Linked DNA regions of Homo sapiens: region 2 is linked to region 1. Evidence: chromatin loops called from intact Hi-C (ENCODE). Cell type or tissue: A673. All regions are shown on one strand. Links, peaks and the distances in the headings refer to the core of each region. The heading gives the core; the rest is flanking DNA.

The links. Peaks named below come from ENCODE experiments on the same cell type or tissue, not always from the same donor. Only the 100,000 strongest peaks of a DNase experiment are listed, where the experiment ranks them.
Region 2: a loop joins it to region 1, with 3 times the contacts of the local background. A loop is called at or near these places in 4 of 110 quality-filtered maps.

What each region holds. Positions count from the first base shown.
Region 1 is chr9:72,851,949-72,863,323 of GRCh38, forward strand. It overlaps LOC124902181 (a long non-coding RNA gene), which reads right to left. Exons shown (of 2, transcript XR_007061578.1): 1 at 11,277-11,375; 2 at 5,504-10,688. Among named protein-coding and RNA genes, the nearest start is that of LINC01474, 16 kb to the right of the region's middle. RefSeq lists enhancers at 6,088-7,287, 10,340-11,375. In A673, for the core only: a CTCF peak has its summit at 5,285 (motif pointing right); a DNase peak (open chromatin) is centred at 5,303; H3K27ac peaks cover 1,346 bases.
Region 2 is chr9:73,193,973-73,205,347 of GRCh38, forward strand. No RefSeq gene overlaps it. Among named protein-coding and RNA genes, the nearest start is that of ANXA1, 48 kb to the left of the region's middle. In A673, for the core only: CTCF peaks have their summits at 6,138 and 6,896 (motif pointing right); DNase peaks (open chromatin) are centred at 6,109 and 6,909; H3K4me3 peaks cover 282 bases.

The sequences.
Region 1 (11,375 bases), core at 1,154-9,153:
ACTAATAGAAACCTAAATTCAAATACAGCCATAGAATCATCCATAATGTATCAAATTAGTAATTGATAATGTCAAGTGGATCATGACATATTCAATGTATCCAGCTTGAATTCACAGGGTGATTTAGCTGCTGAAAGCCTTAACTGGCCATCTTCAGATTTTGCCAACATTAAGGGAATTTTAAGGGAAAAATACCGTCACGAAAGCAGATTAGAATATCCATGTTCCCTGAAAACTCTAAAATTGTGACTCTTCATAAATCATCCGAGAATAACTGATCAGGTTCAATTATTTCCTTATCACCAAAACCATCACTGAGGGAATATTTAAGAGTAGTGAATGAAAAGGTATAGACAGTATAAGACCACATTATTATAGTCCATCTTCTGAGTTGACTTTCCTTTAGTTACACCAAAATATTCTGTAACAGCCAACACATTATATCTAAGGAGTGATGACGATAAACTGGAAGGAGAATTAAGAGATTGTTTAGTGCTCCAGACAGGAAAAACACTTTCTCCAATTTGCCAAATAATTATTGGTAGCTATTTTAGATGCATTATCTTTAAAGACAAAGCAAGTTCTAAATTTATGATCTCCATTAAGATAGAATATAATTATGCTTATTTTATATAGAAAGAAATGGAAGCAGGCACAAATTAGTTGACCTTCCCATTGCTGCAGGCGGAAAAACCATGGATGAGAATTTGGAAGATCCTAGAGTTACTTTTCAGCTCAGAACCTGGAGAGGAGGATAACATTGTACTCAACAGAACACTAGGTCAAAAGTTAGAGCTTCCTAGCTTTATTATCTGTGTGGTATTGTTTCTACTGAAAGTAGGAACAAAATATTTGCAACTAAAAAAGAAATTGTCCAATACAACTGCTGGGGTCTCTGAAAACCTTTGGGCCTTTTGGAGCTAGATGCTGTATAAACTTATCCGGCTCATTCTCATTTAGCATAGGTTTATAGCAACATATCTGATTGGCTCAGCTGGGCTTGGGGCTCAGTGCTAGCCTGCAATATTAGTGGACAATGTGTTCAAATGGAGCTGCAGAAGTTATCTATTGTTTTCTTCAATATTGCAGCTTAGAAGTTGCCAGAATATTATTCATTTTGTTATTTGTTTCCTCTTTCTTGTATTGAGTATGCCTGGATTTTTTGTATGCTTGGATTTTTTGGTTTATATATTAGCCAATCACACGTCCTCCAAAATGGGAATGTTCATGATCATTTAAAGCAGGCAAAAACTGACATGTGACTTTAAGAAAATTACTCAACCTTTCAAAATCTTGTGTTTCTTGCCTCTAAACATGGGGATAATAACAGTCCTACCTCATAAAGTTTTCATTTGGGATTAAATGAGATAATGCATGCAAAGTACATAGCACTATGCCTGGCACATAGTGCTCAATAATAGTTAAAGTTGTCATCCTTGTTTTTATGGAGTTCTAAATATTTGCATTGTGATGTAATTAATTTCTCTGCTTGGTCATACATATAAACTCTGTGAAGCACTTGAAAATACCATTGAAATGAGAATCAGGCAAAGCCTGATCATGACTTTTACAGGACTGAACACTGCAAATATCATGGTACTCTCCAACATCTAATTTAAAACAAAGTATATTAGCAAGCTGGGTGCAGTGGCTCATGCCTCTAATCCCAGCTCTTTGGGAGGCCAAGGTGTGAAGATCACTTGAGGCCAGGAGTTTGAGACCAGTGTGGTCAATAAAGCAAGACCCCATTTCTATTTTTTTTTAAAAGCCTAACAACACTAAACATACATGCATACTGAAGTCAGATGTTTCTTTCCGGAAAAAAAAAAAAAACTGCTTTGCTGATTCTCTAAACAACTGCTTACTTATTCTATTATGTAATCCAGCCATGGAATTAGCAATTTGTAATGATTATATTTTCATAATTAGAGTGTAGGGTTCTATAGCCATGGTTAGTATCTTGCAGTAATTATATACATGGGCTAAATGCATAAGAACTGTGAGTCAACAGTGTCATTGAACTGAATGCTAAAATCCTAAATCTTTTTTTTTTCTTTTGGAATCAAACCTTTTTTCCAGTATTGATATAGGTCAGATTTAATGGCAGAAGTAAATGGGGAAAATTAATTTGGTACAAATTTTTAGGAATAAATCTATGTGTTAAGGCGGTCAAACTGTATAACATTCATGAAGAAAAATTTGATGTGATGTCACATTGCTGTGCATGGTGTGAGGATAACCCTGAAAAATAGAGTAACAGGTCTGAAGGGCAAGGTGGCCGTGGAATTAATAAATACATTTGTAGTGGAATTCAATATTGCATAAATGACCATGGAATAGCCCCTCAGCAGATGACAAATGAGCCTACTGCAAAAGGAACCATGGGCTGGAATTACAACTGGTCTTGACAAAATATGCAATGAGTTGATTCCATGGGCGATGTTTGTCGCTAGTGGAATAACAGATAATACTGAGTGAAAATACTCAGCCTATTGCATTTGCGTCACAGAAAATGCTCCATATACCTCAGCTTAATAGACTACAAGGTAATTGTGGTGGCTAAGTGGTGGGGGAAGGAGCATTGGCTTGAGAGTCACAGCCAAGGTACGAGTATGGGTTCTGTTCCTGACTGCAAGTGTCACTTGCTAGCCATGTGATGTTTGTATTACAACTATTATCCTTTTGACATGGGCTAATTGCACTCACCAAGCTTCATTGACCTCATCTTTAAAATGGACTATAATCATCTCCACTGCAGTTTCTGAAGGGATTACATGAGATGATGCTGAAAACCACTGAGCAGTGCATTTAGCACGTATTTAAAGGCTAGATACACATTACCCACAATTCCACTTTTCTGTCAATCAAATATTTTTATTTAAAAAAATTTAGTCACACTGTAGTTAAACATTTAGAATTATTTTAATTGATCTGGCCAGGCGCCGTGGCTCACACATGTAATCCCAGCATTTTGGGAGGCCAAGGCGGGCGGATCATCTGAGGTCAGGAGTTCAAGACCAGCCTGGCCAACATGGTGAAACCTCATCTCTACTAAAACTACCAAAAAAAAGTAGCCAGGCATGGTGGTGGGTGCCTATAGTCCCAGCTACTTGGGGGGCTGAGGCAGAAGAATTGCTTGAACCCGGGAGACGAAGGTTGCAGTGAGCTCAGATCGTGCCACTATACCACTACACTCCAGCCTGGGTGACAAAACAAGACTCTGTCTCCAAAAAAAAAAAAAAAAAAAAAAAAGAATTACTTTAATTGATCTAATTCAGAAAGTTATTAATGAAAAATTATTTTAATTATTTTTAAAGAAGGTTTCCCCCAACTGGAAAAACCTAATCATTTATATATCCAATAAAAACAACTCTTTGGATTATTTTGGTACATTCTTAGTTGTTTCTAGATGGTAATGTCTTAATAGTAGACTGGCTTCACAAATTTAAGATAAGCAGGATTAAATGAATAGAAATGCATGTGATTGAGCATTAATGGCCCAGTGTTTCAGGCCTGTCTCTGCTACTGATTAGTTGTTTGACCTGTTGGAAATTATGTAACCTCTCCAAGTCTCAATTATTTGTAAGACAAGGAGGTTGCATAACATGATTCTAAAATTTCTTCCTGTGCTGTAAACCTGAGCTGTCCAATATGGCAGCCACTAGCCATATGTGACTATTGAGCACATGCAACATGGCTGGAAATGGAGATGTAAAATATACGCTGGATTTGGAAGACTCCATAGGAAAAAGCTAATGTAAAATGTATCATTAATATCTTTTCATTGTGCTTACATGTTAAAAAAATACTATTTTGAATATATTTGGCTAAGTAAAATATATTACTAATACTAATTGACCTGTTTCTTTTTTAATGTGGTCACTAGGAAAGTTAAGATGCCATGTGGCTTGCATTTGTCGTGTGCATTTCATCTCTATTGGGCAGTGTTGTTCTAAGAATTCTCTGAGTTTATGAAATAAGTTTTAGTGAGAGTTCCAATTAAATCATACCCAGATCTAGAATTCAGATCTTCTGGGAAATTTCTGATAAGTAGATAGTGTTGGTGGCTCCCCCTCCATCTGACTGCAGCAGTTGATTTGCATGGCTATGCAGAGATGTAGCCTTTGAGGAAGTAGGAGAAGGGAAGGGGAATGGATGAGATTAGAGTACAGTGGGGACAGATAGAGACTGCAGCCAGAATCCAGTGGAGCTGTTCATGGAGTGGGGATTCTGAGACGGTGGAGTACATGTAGCGCACTTTTGGTTCTCGGGAAATAAAGCCCTGCAAGTCCACCTGCGAATGGGGTAGAAAAACACTGTGATACTACCATCAGCTGTCTGTTTGGGGAGCACTGGTGATAGCCCACTTCAAAGGAGTCTGCTAAACTCATGACAGGCACAGCAGGCACTTCTCAGGTATTGGCTTGAAGGAGTGAAATAAGAGAACAGAGCAGGCCACACAGTGAGACAGCCTGAATAGATCAATTCATAAACTATGGACTCTCAGACATAATCAGATGAGATTTTGCATAGTACCAATGTCTAGGACTCAAAATGTGGGTGCGATAACATTTGGGATCTTAATGTTGATAAGGCCAGTGAGATCAAGGAAAGTTTTTATTTTACTTTTTTAGCAAAGCAACATAAAGGTCTTTAAAAATAAAAGTTGTTTGAGAGCAATGACACACCAGGTTTTCTGTGTTGTTTCAAACAGCAGGCAGTGTGCTCATGGTGTCTTGCCTAGGTCGTCTGGGTGAGGTTATGGGGTACAGTGAAGATGGAGAAGTATTGACAGATATGCACGTTGCCACTTCTGTGTTGCCTCCTCTGTCGGTTTATAGCCAATAAAATGTAGACAACATTCACTATCTTTAGGGGGCATCCAATGCTCAGTTCTAGCTAATTATTGCAGACGCAGGGCTCCCAGATCTTCTGGTGTCTAAAGAGAAGCTGGAAACCTTGATTTTTATGTCACATACTATAATATTTAAATGTTAGTAATTAGCACAAATTAATACGCGCGCGCGCACATACACACACACACACACACACACACACACACCATCTGTTGGCAGGATGCTGTCCCAGGGCCATCAGTGTACACTGTGATATTTCTAATATTAGAAACCCTATAAATAAGCAGCCCTTATTTGCACATTCTGGAACAATTTTTCAAAGCTTTCCTAGTCTTCTTCTTCTTTAAATAATGCAGGGTTTTTTTGCGGGCTCACTAAGACATGCTTTTCCTGCACAAAGAACCTGAGACATGAGCTTGGCTCAGATATGCTACCACAAGGTGGAGCTCAAACGTTTTTCTTTTTTGTCGAGTTTTACATGAAGTTAATGCTGATTAATGCAATAACTGAAACTATGATTCTATGACAGCTTAGTTTATCTCCTGCTGAGATTGCTTATGTGCTTTGGTTTTGTTCAGAATTATTAGCTGTAAAAACAAACAGCAAACAAACACCGCACACCCTGAAAACATAACAGCCTACCCGTCTAATTTTTATTTTATTTTTATTGTATAGATTTAGGTTAATTTACATTTTACCATGACATATGCTGAAGGCAGAGTTAAAGGAGTAAGAAAAATATAGAGTTTGGAACTCTTGGGATCCTATAGGCTTACAATTCAAATTTTAAATTTAAAATAGAAAATAAACCGAAAAGAAAACATAATTCTCTAAGACAAGAAACATGTTTCCGTTTAGGTAAAAGGAAAACCGATGATTTGTCCCTATGGGCTGAGGTACTTAAAGAATCTCTCTCTGCCTTAGGGCCTAGTCCTTCCTTAGGTTTCCAGCTTTATTTCCTGCCATTCACTTGGAATTTCCCTGAACCTCACTTTCCAAGTACATGAGTCCATACAACATGCCCTGTTCTGAGATGTGGCTTTGCCTTGTTTGTTTGTTGTTTCATTTCCCAGCTGCTTCTGTTGTCTGGAAGGTGCTTTGTTGGCTGCATCCAGACTATTGGAGTTTTTCCTTTTTGTTTCTGTTTTAAAATAACAACTCTTGTTTCAAGGCTCAGCTGAAATCTAAAGCCCTTCAAGAAGTCTTTCCAGTTCTTCTAAGTCAGCTTCAATAATCTACTCTTCCATGATCATGATAGTACTGACTTAGGCTTTCTGGGCTACAGGACTGCTCTGAATACCTGACATGCCCATTCTCTGAGTTCCCACGAAGAGCATTCTTGTTTTACAGCTAAGACCCCTGAAGAGCAGAGAGACTGATGCAGCTGAGCCTCTGCAGCTGGCACTGGAGTGAGACTCATCTCAGTCCTGAGTCTGTGCTCTTATCTGCTAAGCTATGGCATCTCCCTGAATTGTTACACCACATGCTTCATGGTCTTATCTTGCCATTTTTAACTTTTTATTATTATTATTATCATCACAGTGGCTTATTTATCTATTTACTCCATTAGAGTTTGAGCTGTTCAAGGCCAGAGGGTAAGTCTTGTCACTGTGACTCAGCAGTGCCGGCTCTGGGGCTGTCCAGGCAGGAGGGGAGGGGTTATGGTTCAATGACTCTGAAGGCCAACGTCCAAGTTGACCTAGCTTTGCCATGTGTTAGCCATGGGGCCTGGAAAAAATGCATGTCCCTGATACTTAGTGTCCTCCCCTGTAAAATATGGAAGGTAATTGCACTTCTTCCACAAAAAACAAGGTTTTGTGAAAAGTGGTTGAGTTAAAATCTCTGAAGAGCTTGAGATGCAGAGTCTGGCTCATAGAACTCCCTATGTGCTAGGAATTATTATAGCAGACATTTGGCACTTTGAATCGACAGTCCTGGCATTCAAACTGATCTATCACAGTTTTCAAGGCAGGTTTTAAAGCTTTAAACACGTTGTCCAGCTAACTTGTTGATGTTTTACTCCCAATTATTTTTAGAATAAAAAAAGTTTAAGGATTAGTTGGTGACCAGAAGTGATAAGGCAGGCCTTGACTTAGATGTGTGATCTACACTTGTAAACCTGGTAAATACTCTGCTGAGTAATACACACAAAACACACTGATTTTGAATAACTGGATCCCAATTTTATACACAGTAAGATGAGCAGGCAACTTTACAATGAGAAAATAAGACTATTAACTTCAATTTGTTTTTCTTATATTTAAATTCTAGGAGGTATTCTTATGCTTCTGAGTCTCCTATTGACTTCTGCTGAGATTATTCTCACGATATTGCTGAAGAAATTTGAAATTTCCCATTAAAGCAGATGCTTCACTCTCCAATTCATTGAAGCTAAAAAAAGACACAATCTTTTAAAATTTTACAGAGGTTGTATGGATTTCAAGGTTATGATAAAGAATCTAAAATTCAATCACAATATTTTCTTTATGGAAAATTTGATTGGATTTGCATAATTTTGACTTACAGGAAACTGGCCAGTCCCAAGTAAAAGGATTCTCTGTTCCTCTGTGAATTGCATTATCCAGTAATTAGTTTAACACATTGTATTAGTCCTTCTTGCATTGCTATAAAGAAATACCTGACACTGGGTAATTTATAAAGAAAAGAGGTTTAATTGGTTCATGGATCTGCAGGCTGTACAAGAGGCATGGTTCTGGCATCTGCTCCATTTCCGGGGAGGCCTCAGGAAACATACAATAACAGTGAAAGGTGAAGGGGAAGCTGGCACATATTACATGGCCAGGGCAGATGCCAGAGAGAGAGAGGGAGGTGCTACACACTTTTAAACAATCAGTTCTCATGAAAACTCTACCATGAGAACAGCACCAAAGGCAGAAATCTGTCCCCATGATCCAACCACCTTCCACCAGACCCACCTCCAACATTGGGGATTACAATTCGACAAGAAATTTGGGCAGGGACTCAGATCAACCCATATCACACATGTTTTCTGAGTGCCTGCTACATACCACTCACTGTTCTAGTGACTGGCATGCTTTCCTCTTTGAAAATAACATGGCTATAATACTTATATTTTCTTGGTGACCAATCAAAGTCAAGTGAAAAGCTGAATCTTTGAAATAGGTAAATTCAAGCAGTTGAAAATTTAACTGCCTTAATAGTTTACAAGGAAACTAAGGAGGATTAACCAAAGTGGGCCCGAGTGTGGGTCTTCCCACGTTCTCTTCTTGTCCTTTCTCTAATTGAAGGTCTCATCCTCACTGCTGCTCCCTTCGACTACCCCAGGCACTGCCGCCTGGCCAGGATAGGAAGGTGCCACACAAGAGTGACCCTTCCATCTCTTCCTTTGGGCTCCATCTGCCTCCTGGTTTTCACTGTCGCTGGGTTTAGATTATTATAGGGTTTCCAAATTCCCAGCAGATAGTAATCTTTGAAATTTCAGAACAAATAATCAGAATTCCTGAAATGGTATTATTCTCTATTTTTAAGAATACATATTTACATATTTTTAATTAGTAACAAGTGACCATAATATTAAACTATGAATCATTTTTCTACTATAAGATTTTACAGAAAGTTGATTTAAAATTATTATTATAAATCAATATATTGGGACAAAATGATATGTTTTAAAATGATATGTTAAAATGATCTTTAACTGACATTGACATTTTATAGTAGAAAACATTGAAAGAAGGGGTGTTAAAACAAAACAATTGCTGAATAAAAATAATTTTAAAATGTAAACTTTATATTATGTATATTTAATGTTTAGAAGTTAACTTTTTTATTTTTAAAAATTTTAATAGTTTTGGGGGTACAGGTGGTTTTTGGTTACATGGATGAGTTCTTTAGTGGTGAATTCTGAGATTTTAGTGCACCTGTCACTAAAGCAGTGTACACTGTACCCACTCAATATGTAATCTTTTATCCCTCACCCCACTCCCAGCTCCCCACCCTGCAGTCATCAAAGTCCATTATATCACTTTGTATGTGTTTGTGTCCTCACAGCTTAGCTCCCACTGATAAGTGAGAACATGCGGCATTTGGTTTTTTATTCCTGGGTTACCTCATTTAGAATAATGGCCTCCAGCTCCATCCAAGTTGCTGCAAAAGAAATTATTTCGTTCTTTTTTATGGCCTAGTAGTATTCCATGTTGTATATATACACATTTTCTTTATCCACTCATTGGTTGATGGGCATTTAGGCCGGTTCCATATCTTTGCAACTGTGAATTGTGCTGCTATAAACATGCGTGTACATGTGTCTTTTTCATGTAATGACTTCTTTTCCTTTGGGTAGATACCCAGTAGTGGGATTGCTGGATCAAATGGTAGATCTACTTTCAGTTCTTTAAGGAATCACCATACTGTTTTTCATAGAGGTTGTACTAATTTACATTCACACCAGCAGTGTGTAAGTGTTCCCTTTTCATCACATCCACACCAACATCTATGGTTTTAACTTTTGAATTATAGCCATTCTTGCAGGAGTTACGTGGTATCTCATCGTGGTTTTAATTTGTATTTCACTGATGTTGAACATTTCTCATTCATTTGTTGGCTGTTTGTATATCTTCTTTTGAAAAATGGCTGTTCATGTCTTTTGCCCACTTTTTGATGGAATTGTCATTTTCTTGCTGATTTGTTTGAGTTTCTTGTAGATTCTGGATACTAGTCCTTTGTCAGATGCATACTTTGTGAATATTTTCTTCCACTCTGTGGGTTTTCTCTTTAATGTGCTGATTATTTCTTTTGCTCTGCAGAAGCTTTTCAGTTTAATTAGCTCTAATTTATTCAATTTATTTATTTTTGTCTTTGTTGCATTTGCTTTTGGGGTCTTTGTCATGAATTTGCCTAAGCCAATGTCCAGAAGAGTTTTTCCAATGTTATCTTTTCAAGGCTGGGCGTTGTGGCGCATGCCTATAATCCCAGCACTTGAGGTCAGGAGTACAAAACTAGCCTGGCCAACATGGTCAAACCCCATCTCTACTAAAAGTACAAAAATTAGCTGGGCGTGGTGGCAGACGCCTGTAATCCCAGCTAATCAGGAGGCTGAGGCAGGAGAATCGCTTGAACGCAGGAGGTAGAGGTTGCAGTGATCCTTGTTCGCTCCATTGCACTCCAGCTTGGGGCGACAGCGCAAACTCCCTTTCCAAAAAAAAGAAAAAGAAAAAGAAAAAAAAAAACAGAAGAAGAAAAAAGGGAAAAAACAATGTTATCTTTTAGAATTTCTTATAGTTTCAGCTCTTAGATTTACGTCTTTGATCCATCTTGAGTTGATTTTTGTATAAGGTGAGAGATGAGGATCTAGTTTCATTCTTCTACATGTGGCTTGCCAGCTTTTCCAGCACCATTTGTTGAATAGGGTATCCTTTCCCCAATTTATGTTCTTGTATGCTTTGTCAAAGATTAGCTGGCTGTAAGTATTTGGCTTTATTTCTGAATTTTCTACTGAATTTTAAAACACAAAGCACTAGCCATCTTATCCAACAGTCTCGATCTTTGTTTTGTGACAAAAACTGCTGCTTTTATTTCACATTGATGTTTTCTCATTTATTAAGAATGCATCCAAAACTATATTCAAGCCAGGCATTAGGATACATGTAGCTTCATATAAGCTCATTTCCTTTTTTAATAATTTTAGTTTTTTTCTATTGAAATCAATATTGCTTTTACTAATTCAGATTTTAGAACAGTTTTTTGATTTCCCAAGGGAGACCACTTCGATAATATTCACATCTTCTTCTTCTTTCATTTCCTCTCTTCACGTATTTGCAAAGAACCGTAACCTACAGCAAATAATCAGACCTGAAAAACACCAGAAAATATTCCTGGGTAATATTCAAATATTGTAATTCCACCCTGTATGGTGGCTCATGCCTGTAATCCCAGCACTTTGGGAGGCTGAGGTGGGCAGAGCACTTGAGGTCAGGAGTTTGAGATCACCCTGGCCAACATGGTGAAACCCTGTCTCTACTAAAAATACAAAAAAATTAGCCAGACGTGGTGGTGGGCGCCTGTAATCCCAGCTACTCAGGAGGCTGAGGCAGGAGAATCGCTTGAACCTGGGAAATGGAGGTTCCAGTGAGCCGAGATCGCACCACTGCACTTTAGCCTGGGGGGAAATATCTATCTATCTATCTATCTATCTATCTATCTATCTATCTATCTATCTATCTACCTATCCATCTATCTATCTATCTATCGATTGATCAAAATAGTAGAATTGGCTAGCAAGGTTAACAATACTGCACAGAATCACCGTTTGAAGTTGTTAATTAAAGGACTTATTTTGCTTTCCAAAACTTGTTATTTCTGGGCACATCAGTCATAGGATTTGTTTAAAGTACACTATACAAATGAACTTGTTAGTATTTATTTGCAAAAACAACTTACCAGTAGCAGCAGACAGGGCCATGAGCAACTGTTCATAACAAGACAACAGTTATAGCAAGACTGACTGATGAGATGGTTCTTGCTTTTCTCCTCTATGTC
Region 2 (11,375 bases), core at 2,230-10,229, 340 kb after region 1:
GGATTACAAACGTGAGCCACCATGCCCCACCCTTTTCCTTTCTATTTATTTATATATTCTTATGCTGATTAATATATGTTAAATGTCTTTCATATTCTTACATTTTCTTCAATATAATTTTTATGTAAACAATTTCACTACTTGAAACATTAATGTGTTTCCATTGAAAACTGCATTATTTCAGCTTCATAATATGTTTTTGTTTGAGTGGTAAAAGTTTTGCTTTCTTTCATGGAAGCTCTTTGTTTTTCCTTCAGTTTTCACTCCATGCTTTGATATGGATATATTTGACTATTGTATTTCAAGACCACTAATATTTCCTTTTATTAAGAGATCCAGTGAATTTTTCATTGCAATATTTGACATCTTTGAAATTTCCATTTGGTTCTTTTTTTAAAGATTCTTGCTTTTAAATACAATACTCTTCGCTGCTTGTCTCCTGGTGCTGTGACTCTTGGATTTATTGCAGATTGTCCAAAGCCAGGTCACACCCTCAAGAGTGATTTTCAATTGTTTAAAATCACTAACATCAAATTGAGGGTGTGAACCTGACACCATGAGAAGACATGAAAAGAGATAACTGCAAATGGAAATGTAAGGCAGATGGGAAAAATCACCTATTAATAGCATATGAAATCAGACAATTATTTAGTTACTGCTTTCCAGGGATTTAAAAAATCTGCTCCCAAAGACCATATATTTTCTTTCCATTGTGAACATTTTATTCTTTGTCAGCTGTGTGAAGAAAAAAGCTTTTTGATTTTCTTTTGTCTATTCTTGAGAAAAAATTGCAAAACACATACTAGAAAATATTTTCAATAATTTTATGTATTTCTTTATAAATGCCATAAGGAAATATATGTACAAATAAATATAAACATGTTACTAAATTAAGAAAATGATATCAGATACCATATTCTATATCTTCCCTCATCTCATAGTCTCAACATATATCATTTGTATTATTTTATTTGAAATGCATATGTCATTTTTTTAAATTCATTTTTCCATTACCTGAGAAAGTACCATGGTCCCAGGTAAATCCATTTGAAAAATCCGTATTTTTACTTTTATAGGTAGCTCAATTCAGTAATTCTTACTACAAACATGTAAATTTCTTTCTTAATTCATTAACTTTTAAAAATATATATTAACAGCCCTATTGCAAAAGATGAAGATAGTATCTTTCTTACAAAATCTTTCTGGCCCTACTTACTCCTACTACTATTTGTTAATTACATAGTTATTTTGAGTTTTTCTGATAATTGCATTTACACATCTAAATGTTGGGTCAGTTCTGGAATATTTTTGGTTCCAGATAAAAGAAAACTTGATTATCATTATGGCTTATGTGGGTAAGAATTTATTTGCTATTCATAGCAAGAGATCTAGAAGTGCATGGTTGCAGGGTTGACCAATAGGCTTAATAACATCAAGGCCCCTGGACAGCAGCTTTGCAATCTCTTAGCCTTCCCTTCTATGGCTGAATAGACATCTATAAGTCCACCTTCTCCTTCCATCCCATTTTTTGGGTGTATATATCTCCGCCAGCTGCAAACATGGAGGCTAATGCATTCTGTGTTCAGCCTTTTACTTATTACTCTGACAGTAACCCCTGCTCTCACCTTTTTTTTCTGCCTTCTCAAGCACATGTTTCGTGTTGTTTTCTAAATTCTAATTTATCCATCAGCAGGACTTTATCAGCTTTCCATATTATAGAAATTCAACATTTAAGTGGCTGGTTGATGGTACATTTTCTTGCCTTTATCATTGTGAATAATTTATTCTTCTTGGGTATGTAAGAAGAAGGGAAGGAAAACTCTGTATTCAGGTCAGTTTTTTAAAAAACTAAAAAACTGAAGGTTTATAAGCATCATTGTGAAGTGTCTTTTCTAACCTAAATATAACACACAGATATTTTTCTTTTTACTTTGTGAATTAAAAATTTACCTTGTGAATTAAAAGTTGAATGGCAGAGATTTATTTACTTTGTTTTGTCATATCAAGTTGATATTGTTTGGATCTGTATCCCCACCAAATCGCTTGTCAAATTGTAATCCCCAGTGTTGGAGGCAGGGCCTGGTGGGAGGTGATTGGATCATGGGGATGATTTCTCATGAATGGTTTAGCACCATCCTGTTGGTACCATCCTCATGACAGTGTGTGCGTTCTCGTGAGATCTGGTCATTTAGAAGTGTGTGGCACCTCCTCCTTCACTCCCTCTTGCTCCTGCCACGTAAGACGTGCCTGTTTCTCCTTCGCCTTCTGTCATCATTGTAAGTTTCCCGAATCCTCTCCAGACACTAAGCAGATGCCAGTGCCATGCTTCCTGTACAGCCTGTGGAACTGCGTAAACCAATTAAACCTCTTTTCTTTAAAAATTACCTAGTTGCAGGTATTTCTTTATAGCAATGTAAGAACTAAAACGTAAGTGGTGAATTCATAATTTCAGTGAAAACTATGAATCTAAGCTTGACACTCATGAAGAATTTATGTGCCAGGAACCATGCTCAGTATGATTTTTCAAACACTGTTTGTATTTTTTTTTTTATTTTGAAGAATTTCAGACTTACAGAAATGTTGTAAAAATAGAACAAAGAATTCTGATATACTTTTTACACAGATCCTCAAATTTTAATATTTTACTCCTTTTCTGTCCTTTTTCCACACACACACACACATACACACACACAACATACACGCACACACACATTTTTGACCTATTGAAAAGTAACTTTTAGGCATGATGGCTCTGTGCCACTGAATAGTTAAACGTGTGTTTTCTGAAAACACCATGTTTTCTTACAAAATCATAGTAAAATTATCAAAATCAGGAAATTTACATTGACACAATACTGCTATCTAATTTGCTTGCTTACTTTACAGTAGAATCTAAAATATATAATTCTAATACTATTCAGACAAGAGGAGAGAGTGCAGTATTTTTGATTGCCATAGCATTATTAGATTATTTTATCAATTTGAACTTTACTTTTTGCTTTTATATGAATATAAAACAGGAATAAACATGTCCTGAAAATCTGAGCCTCTAGAGCTAGGACTGGGGCTTAAATTGATTCTTGGAGGCTGTTAAAAACATTTTATGTCTTTGATAACTCATTAGCTTTTTATTACTTTAGACCAATGATTCCCAACAGTGAATCACCTTTGTTACTATATTCTTCTAGTTTCTTGAAATTCTTCTTGGAGCTTATGATAATTAAAATTAAACTGTTTAATTTGTAATAAGTTATTAATATGTCTTCTCCATTAAAATGAAAGCCCTATTTCTTAAAACTAAAACTTGAGATTCTATGTAGCTCCTAGAAGTTAGAAAGAGCAGTACATATTTATGTATAATATATATGTTGAATATACATATATTTAATATATGTATATATATAGAATATATGTATAGAGGTGTATATATACACAGCTGTTTATATATTGTGTATTCAATATATACAATATACATATATGTATATTTAATATATATTTATGCACACATATATTTTGTATATTTTATGTTTATTTTTATATTCACATTTATTATGCTTTTAATATTACATATTCATTATCTATATAATTTATACCTGTATTTATAAATATTGCTGAATGAATACACTGGATATGGATATTTCTTTTTCTGAGACTATTATAACTGTGTCTACATGAGAAATTTTAATTTCCATGTATTTATTAACACATTCAAGAAACATTTATTTAATAGCTATTACTCACTAGACACTGTGGGGTCAGAAAATCCATTGATTCTTTAGATAATGCTACCTTATGCTTTGTCTGTAATACACATCAAGCACTCTATTTTATGTAATTTGACTGTCCGTAATAATCCTTTAATGGTGTGAGGATATGTGAAATATTATTTTTTATTTATTAAGAAATTTTTTTCCTTTCCTTTCTTTTCCTTTCCTTTCCTTTCTCTCTTTCTTTCTCTCTTTTTCTCCTTCTTCTTTTTTTTTTTTGGCAGGGTCTTGCTCTGTCACCCAGGCTGGAGTGCACTGGTGCAATTCTGGCTTACTGCAGCCTTGAAATTCCAGGTCAAGTGATCCTCCCACTTCAGCCTCCTAAGTAGCTGGGACTTCAGACATGAGCCACGATGCTCAGCTAATTTTTAAATTTTCTTGTAGAGACAAGATTTTGCTATGTTACCCAGGCTGGTCTCAAACTCCTGGGCTCAAGTGATCTGCCTACCTCAGCCTCTCAAAGTGCTGAAATTACAGGTATGAGCCACTGTGTTTGGTCCCTTTACCAAGAAATTTTAATATGACAGGCATTCTTAAGCTTTAGTGGTGCAGAAAATAAATGAAAGCATTGACTATTTTAAAACTGTGAATCTCTTTTGAAGAATATCTTTAAAGTTTTAACCATGCTTCAATAAAAAATGATATTCTTTCATGAAGTTTAAATATTGCTATTTTCAACCTGGATTCTACACTTTCCTTCTTTCATCACTATTTTCAATACCCTCACATTTATAATGTTTACTGCTTATTTCTTCTGTATCATGTCAATTGAGGATAGTGAATTTGGGGCACCAAAGCGTTAATTTTTTGAAATGAAATAATATAACAAATATTTTAAACTACATAAAATTAGCAAAATGGTTATATTTGACATTGTATATTTTCTCAGGTGGCTATAAATCCATTTTATAAACTCAATTTTTTCTTCTTAAAATATAATGTGTGTGCATAGACACATAAATGTCAGGTATGGAGAAATATAGGAAAGTCCTCATAACTTAAAATTAAGGTACAAATTAATACATAATGGATGAGATTAGTCATCTATACAAGTGAGTGAGAGATCATCTGTGAATATGTCACTGAAGAACCATATTGTTCAATAGGGGTGTAGTTCAAGAAAGTACGATTGCCATATTTTATTTAAGGTAACTGCAGCCTAATCTTTTCATAAAGTAAAGAAAGATGAGGAAAATGTAAACATAAAGGCTACAATGTGTAAGAAAAAGTATAATGTCCAAAAAGTCTAAAAATGCCAGGCTCAAAACCTGTCCACATAAGCAAGACTCCAGATCTTGAGAATACAGTTACTTTATAACCTAGATTTGTACATATGTATATGAAATGTACAATTCATATGTACTACCTTATTAAAAAAGAGAGCTCTAATCTTTGTCTCATCATGGCACTCCTTTCATTTGCTTCATAGCACTTATCACAAGCCATAATATTTTTTGTTAAACTGTTCATTTTCTGTCCAGAATGCAGACTCTTTGAGAACATCTATCTGATTTGATCACTGTTGCATCCTGATTACATAGTGTCCAAAAAATATATTCTGAATTAATAAATTGAACAATTTACTTAATGAAAGTATCCCTCAGTTTACTCCTACTGTATGCATAGGTTAGAATAGTTAAGGTTAGAAGGATTAAATTAGATAATCTCAGTAAAGTTCTTACAACAGAGACTGGCACATACAAACATATTTTTCCCTTTTATTTGTTGCTATTAATCTTATTAGTGTTATTATTAAGAGAAAGAAGCCAGGGAAGGGCACTGAGAGGGAGGATGGAAAGAATAAAGGAAAGAAGGAGTATAGAAAGAAAGAAGGAAAAAAAGAAAGGAAGGAAAGAAAGAAGGAAAAGAAAAAGGAAGGAAAAAAGAAAAATGGAAGGAAAAAGGAAAGAGGAAAGAGGAGGAGGAAAAGAAAAAGGCAGGAAAAAAGAAAAATGGAAGGAAAAAGGAAAGAGGAAAGAGGAGGAGGAAGAGAAGGAAGGAGATGGGGAAAGAGGGAGGGAAGAAAGTATTGGACAGAAAAAAGTCACCGGATTTTGACATAAGCTGGATAAAACACTTGTCCAGGCCACAAACTCGTTCAAATTCTTAGATACCCTGACATCAGATTCTTTGGGTAACATTCCAATATTAACATATCAGAAAAAAAATACGTTCAATTTTACATTAATCAGTTGGCATTCTGGATTGAAAGATCGGACTCTGTTGCATCGAGTTACTGGACTCAGTCCCTCTGGAGATACCAAACTGCCATGGCACACAAACCAACCTGGGGTTCAGGGGCTCCGAGTACAAGCAGCAGGATTTGAAACAAGCTGAGACCGTGCGCGTGCTGCCATCTAACGGGCTCTGCTGTGTGCCCAGAGGCCGCCTTCACTCTCCTGGTTTTTCTACCTTGTGACTCCATATTTATATTTACCTAAATAAATGTGTGAGTACAAGCTGTATAATTGGAGATGAGTAGGAATATTAGTTAAAACAATTTCCCACTTGCATTAACAATAACGAAAATGCAATCAAGAGCATTCGTAAAAGACAGCCTTAAATAACTGGTTTCATGTTGCAAGAGCTTTTTATGATTGAGGTTGCAATAAGTTATAAAATAGGGAAAACCTTAACATTCTGCTTTAGCCTTTATTTTTTCAAAGAAAAATATTATTTCTTTGTATATACGTGAAAAATGTATACTAGTTTACTGTGGCGTAATTGCTATACCATTGATGAAAAAATAGTTTTATGAGAGATGAGAAATTGGCTGAGTAATTTACTTCTTAGATCGAATATAAGTCCATATAAAATTCATTCAGCTTGTTATTTCATTACACTTTGTCACTACTTCCCTCCCAATACCTTGCAAAAGAAAAAACCATGAAAAAAATTATGGACAAATTCTGTGTACCCAGGTATCAGGTGACAGTGGAAGACAAACTTCTTTTGAGGTAAACAGAATTACTTTTTCCCTTGCAAAGGCCATGGGATGGGTCCAATGTGATATGACGAACATCTATTCTTCTTGGGAAAACATTTATATTGTGAAGGTAAAATACAAATTACGTTCTGAGACAAATTTGTGGCTTTTTCTCAACTGACAGTAAAGACAATTAAGGTAATTTTCACCACTAGATGGAGATATTGCCATTTATAGGAGAGAGTAATGTCTGGGTTGTGTATTTTTTTTTTTTTTTTTTTTTTTTGCACTCAGAATCAGAGAGATTATATATGTCCTCTGTGACCCACTGCGTGCATTTACTATCACCCACCCTCCCTTCCAACACACACATACACATAATAGTGAGCTAGTTTGAAAGACACAGAGCAAAACTAAGACAACACGCCATCTCATGAGTTAATAATGGATTGGCCACAATGGAGCTACAAAATAAATTCAGAGTGAAATTTCCAGCTATGAGTCTGACATTGTAATTACGGGAGTTGAGTGCAGGTTTCTCTCGAAGCATCAAAGCATTTCACATGGCTAGGATAGAACCATAATCCGATCAGCTGCAACTGCCACAGCAACAGAAGGACCCTAAAAATAGGACCCCTATGGTAATCTGTCTGGATTACTAAATTCAGTGACGGCTTGGCAACAAATCAGGGAAATGTTTGCGGAAAAGGATTTAAATATATCATGAAGTTCTATCTGCATTATGGAGAAATCCATAAGGCCCCCAATTCCAAGCTACTGCTTCAGGGCTGCTTCCAAACAACCCAGCTCATTTTGTCAAAACATCACCTTTCTGTCATGCCTTTTGCAATTTAATCATCTTAAATCCATTAGTGGGGGCAGGGGAAAAAAAGAGATTTCAAAGAAGGCCTACCTACACCATTCTCTGGTACCTAAGTTTTACGCCACGGAGTCTTTATAAATATAATTTTAATTTATTAATGGTGATAGAGAAATTAATTGGGGACAATATGGATTCTTATAAAAATATTATTTAAATAGGTAAGGGTAAGATTTTTTTAACTATGCAAAGATGCCTGTGACATATTCATAGGTAAATAAACAGAAGGTAGCTAAATATCTGGGGTGTGTGCTCAGTTTTACTAACTAAAGAGAAAGATATTTTTGTTGACTATGGACTGATTCAGAATCTAGAATAAAGCAAAGATACAGGTACTCTGGTGTACATATTTCTCAGCATTTATGGTTAATTATTTTATGGGCTCTCATTGAAGTTTTCTAACATGTCAGGGAGTTGCACACAACTTCTCAGCCCTACATTCCCTTTTCAGGTCTAGAAAAGCTCCCCAAGGTTACCTTTGCCCAGGCCTCTCATATTCAGAATGTTTCTATTTTCTTTCCACAGTTGCCACAGATCACACTCTCCCCATTTCCTCAGGATCCTATCTTTTTCTCTCCCAAGATGCTGCAGCTTTCCTATCCCCTCATTCTGGATACCCCCAAAACAATCCTATAGAACAATCTTTTTTGAGTCTTTCACTGAAAAGCACTTAAAAGGATTCAGGAAGTTAATAAATAGCAAATATAGGAAAGCTACAGAACGTGCAGGCAAGATTTCTCTTCTAAATCCTCTATCTGCCCCTAGAGTTTCTTGTATTCAAAGTCTATAACCCTGAAAAATCTTAATCTTTCTTTTAATTGCTATACTATTTCCTAAGACATCAAGTTGTGTATGCCAATGTTAATTTCACATGGGATGATATTCTTTGCAAATTGATAAAATACCTGGAACTTTGAACTCTGACTCAAGTTAGCACTCCTTTTGTTTTTAATACATGTATCTATTTTGAGTCTTATTATTTTTTGTGGGGTATTTTGGGGAGAGGTGGGAGATTTCCTTTACTAATCAGAGTCAGATGTTCTGCAACTATTATTACTTTTGCTTTAGCAAGCTCATCTACTTTCAGAATCTTCTCAATACTGGAAATTTTGATACCAACCAATAAAAGCAGACTCATCATCCATACGAAATTATGCATGTGTGAAATAGGATAATGAAAGATTGTCAAGAAGCACAAATTATAACCAACGTGTAGCAAATTTTCATAACCCCGTGATTTTAATATATAAGCAAGATATCTATAGCCTTTGACATCATTGTGCATAATATTAAAGAAAACTGATAACTTTGTACAGCCTAAAAAATGTACCTTGCCTTTTGTTGGTGTATGTTGATCAGAAAATGAAAACTATGCATTTTAGTGTGTTTTCTCTTTCCCCTTTACTGTGAAAATGCTTAGATTCAGAATCACTGACCAATTGAACTACTGTGCTCTTTTTGATACCTGGGAATATCTAAATATTCTGCTGCATTCATAACAGAAAGCATGCCACCCAAAACTTAGTGGCTTAAAAGGTTCATTTTTAGTTCACAATTCTGTGGTTTGGAAATTTGGCAATATTCAGTCAGCAGTTCCTCCCCTTGTCTGACCTTGATTCCCTCATGCAGCTGCAATCAGCTAGTAGGACAATTGGGGCTGTGGTCCCAGACGGCTTCACTTACATGTCTAATGGTTGGCTGAGATGATAAGAAATATCAAGCCATGTGTCTACAAACACCTAGTAGACAAGCCTTGTCAAGTGGCAGCTGGGTTTCAAAATCAACAAGAAAAGGCAAACCCCAATGTGAAAACCTTTTTCAAGTCTTTGCTTATGTCACATTTGCTAATGTCCCATTGGCCAAAGTAAATCACAAAACCAGCCTGGAATCAATGGGTAGGGTAATAGAGTATTCTTCCTCTTGAATGGGAAGAGCTACAAGGGATTGCAACCTATCATCTCTGCCTTATTATTATTTTAATTTTGTTTTACTTTTTTCTTACATTTATTTCAACTTCTTTTTTTTTGGGTCACTGTGACACACATAACTAGGAAGTACATAACATATATTTACAGATTAATTCATAGTTATAAAGTGAATGCCTGCAGTAACACCACCCAGATGAAGAAGTAATCAGGTTAATAATAATCCTGTTATAACCCCATCCCTTCCATGCAAAGGAATCTATCATCTTGACTTTTATAGTAAGCCATTCTTTGTTTTTCTGTATGGTTTTACTATGTATATAAGCAATACATTTTTGTTTCACCTGTTATTGTATCTTTTTTGAATGGAGTAATACTATATGTATCATTTTGTGTCTTACTTCATTTATCCAATATGATTAATCATGTTGCATACAGCTATGGCTCTTTCACCTTTTCTAAAATATAATTTTTATACACATTATATTTCTGATAAACATGTAGGTTGCTTTAGTATTTTTATTATTATGAACTATGTTGCTACAAGTTTATAAAACCTTGCTGAGAGATATTTTAAAACTTCAGTAAATGGAGCAATACATCATGTTCATCACTGAAAGACTTATTTTAAAAATGTCAATTCTTTCAGATCATTCATAAATTCAATACAATCTCAGGAGTACTTCTCATTCCCTCATCCCCCAGACTTGCCTAAACACATCTGCCAAATTAATCTGCCTAAAATACTGTCTTTCTCTTGTTATTCTCTGCTGAAAACCTATAGTGACTTCCTAGTCTCTAGAGCTCTGCTATTTAATACTGATACTACTAGCGTCACGTGGCTACTTAAATTTAAATTTTAATTAATTAAAATTAAATGAAATTAAAATTCACTTTCTCACTTGTACTACTCATTCAAGCGTTCCATAGCTGTGTGTGTCTACAATGTTGAACAGTTCAGATATAAAGCCTTTCCCGTATCACAGAAAGTTCTACTGGGCAGCATAACGTGCCAGAGAATAACGTCAATTTCAACATGGCAATCAAGAAGTTCACAGTCTAGAATGTAATGCTTAGGCCAATCTATTCAAAATCCCTCTAAAAGACTGTGAACTGTGATCATTCCTGCCTATACATACTTGTACCTAACAATTTAGATATACTTCTCTTGTTTGAATATCATTTTGAAATCTATTTGGCCAACTCTTATTCTAATTATTCTCTTATTAATGTTAAACTTCTTTTCTAAACAAGAATGATAATTATCTTCAGCACAATTTTTGTAACTATATCCATGTATACTAGTATTTATTATTGACTCTTGTTTGTGGATGTTTCATGTTGAACATAAGTTTCTTGATGAGAGGACTATCATCATTACTTCTATGCACTCCCTCAATATTATCAACTGCTGGGCTGTTGTCCACTGATAATAACCAGTTCTAGTAGATGACAACATTATATTTCCTCAGTAATGTTACCCAACCACTGTTGACCTTTTTCTCTAATGAAAATATCTCTCTCAGCAATAATACAGTTCTATATCTTCCTTGCTACCGCCATCTTCATTCTTATGTAACGACCTGTATGCACGAGAGCTTCCATTCAATATCAAGGCCCTTGGAAGATCTCTGTCCAGCACTTCAACAACATCTCAAAAGGTACACTTTCACCTTCCTCCCTGTAAATTCTTGCATTGCACCACTGACTGTGACAGCAGTGGTGGTCAAAACTGTCTACTGACTATGTCATGCCTAATTACTTATGTATTGTTGCTAGAGTTGAATAATACAAATTATTAATGGGTAGTACGCCCTTCATACCTAATTTCCCAAGTTAAATTTATATCTGTTGTTATTGGCCACATGTCATAGGCT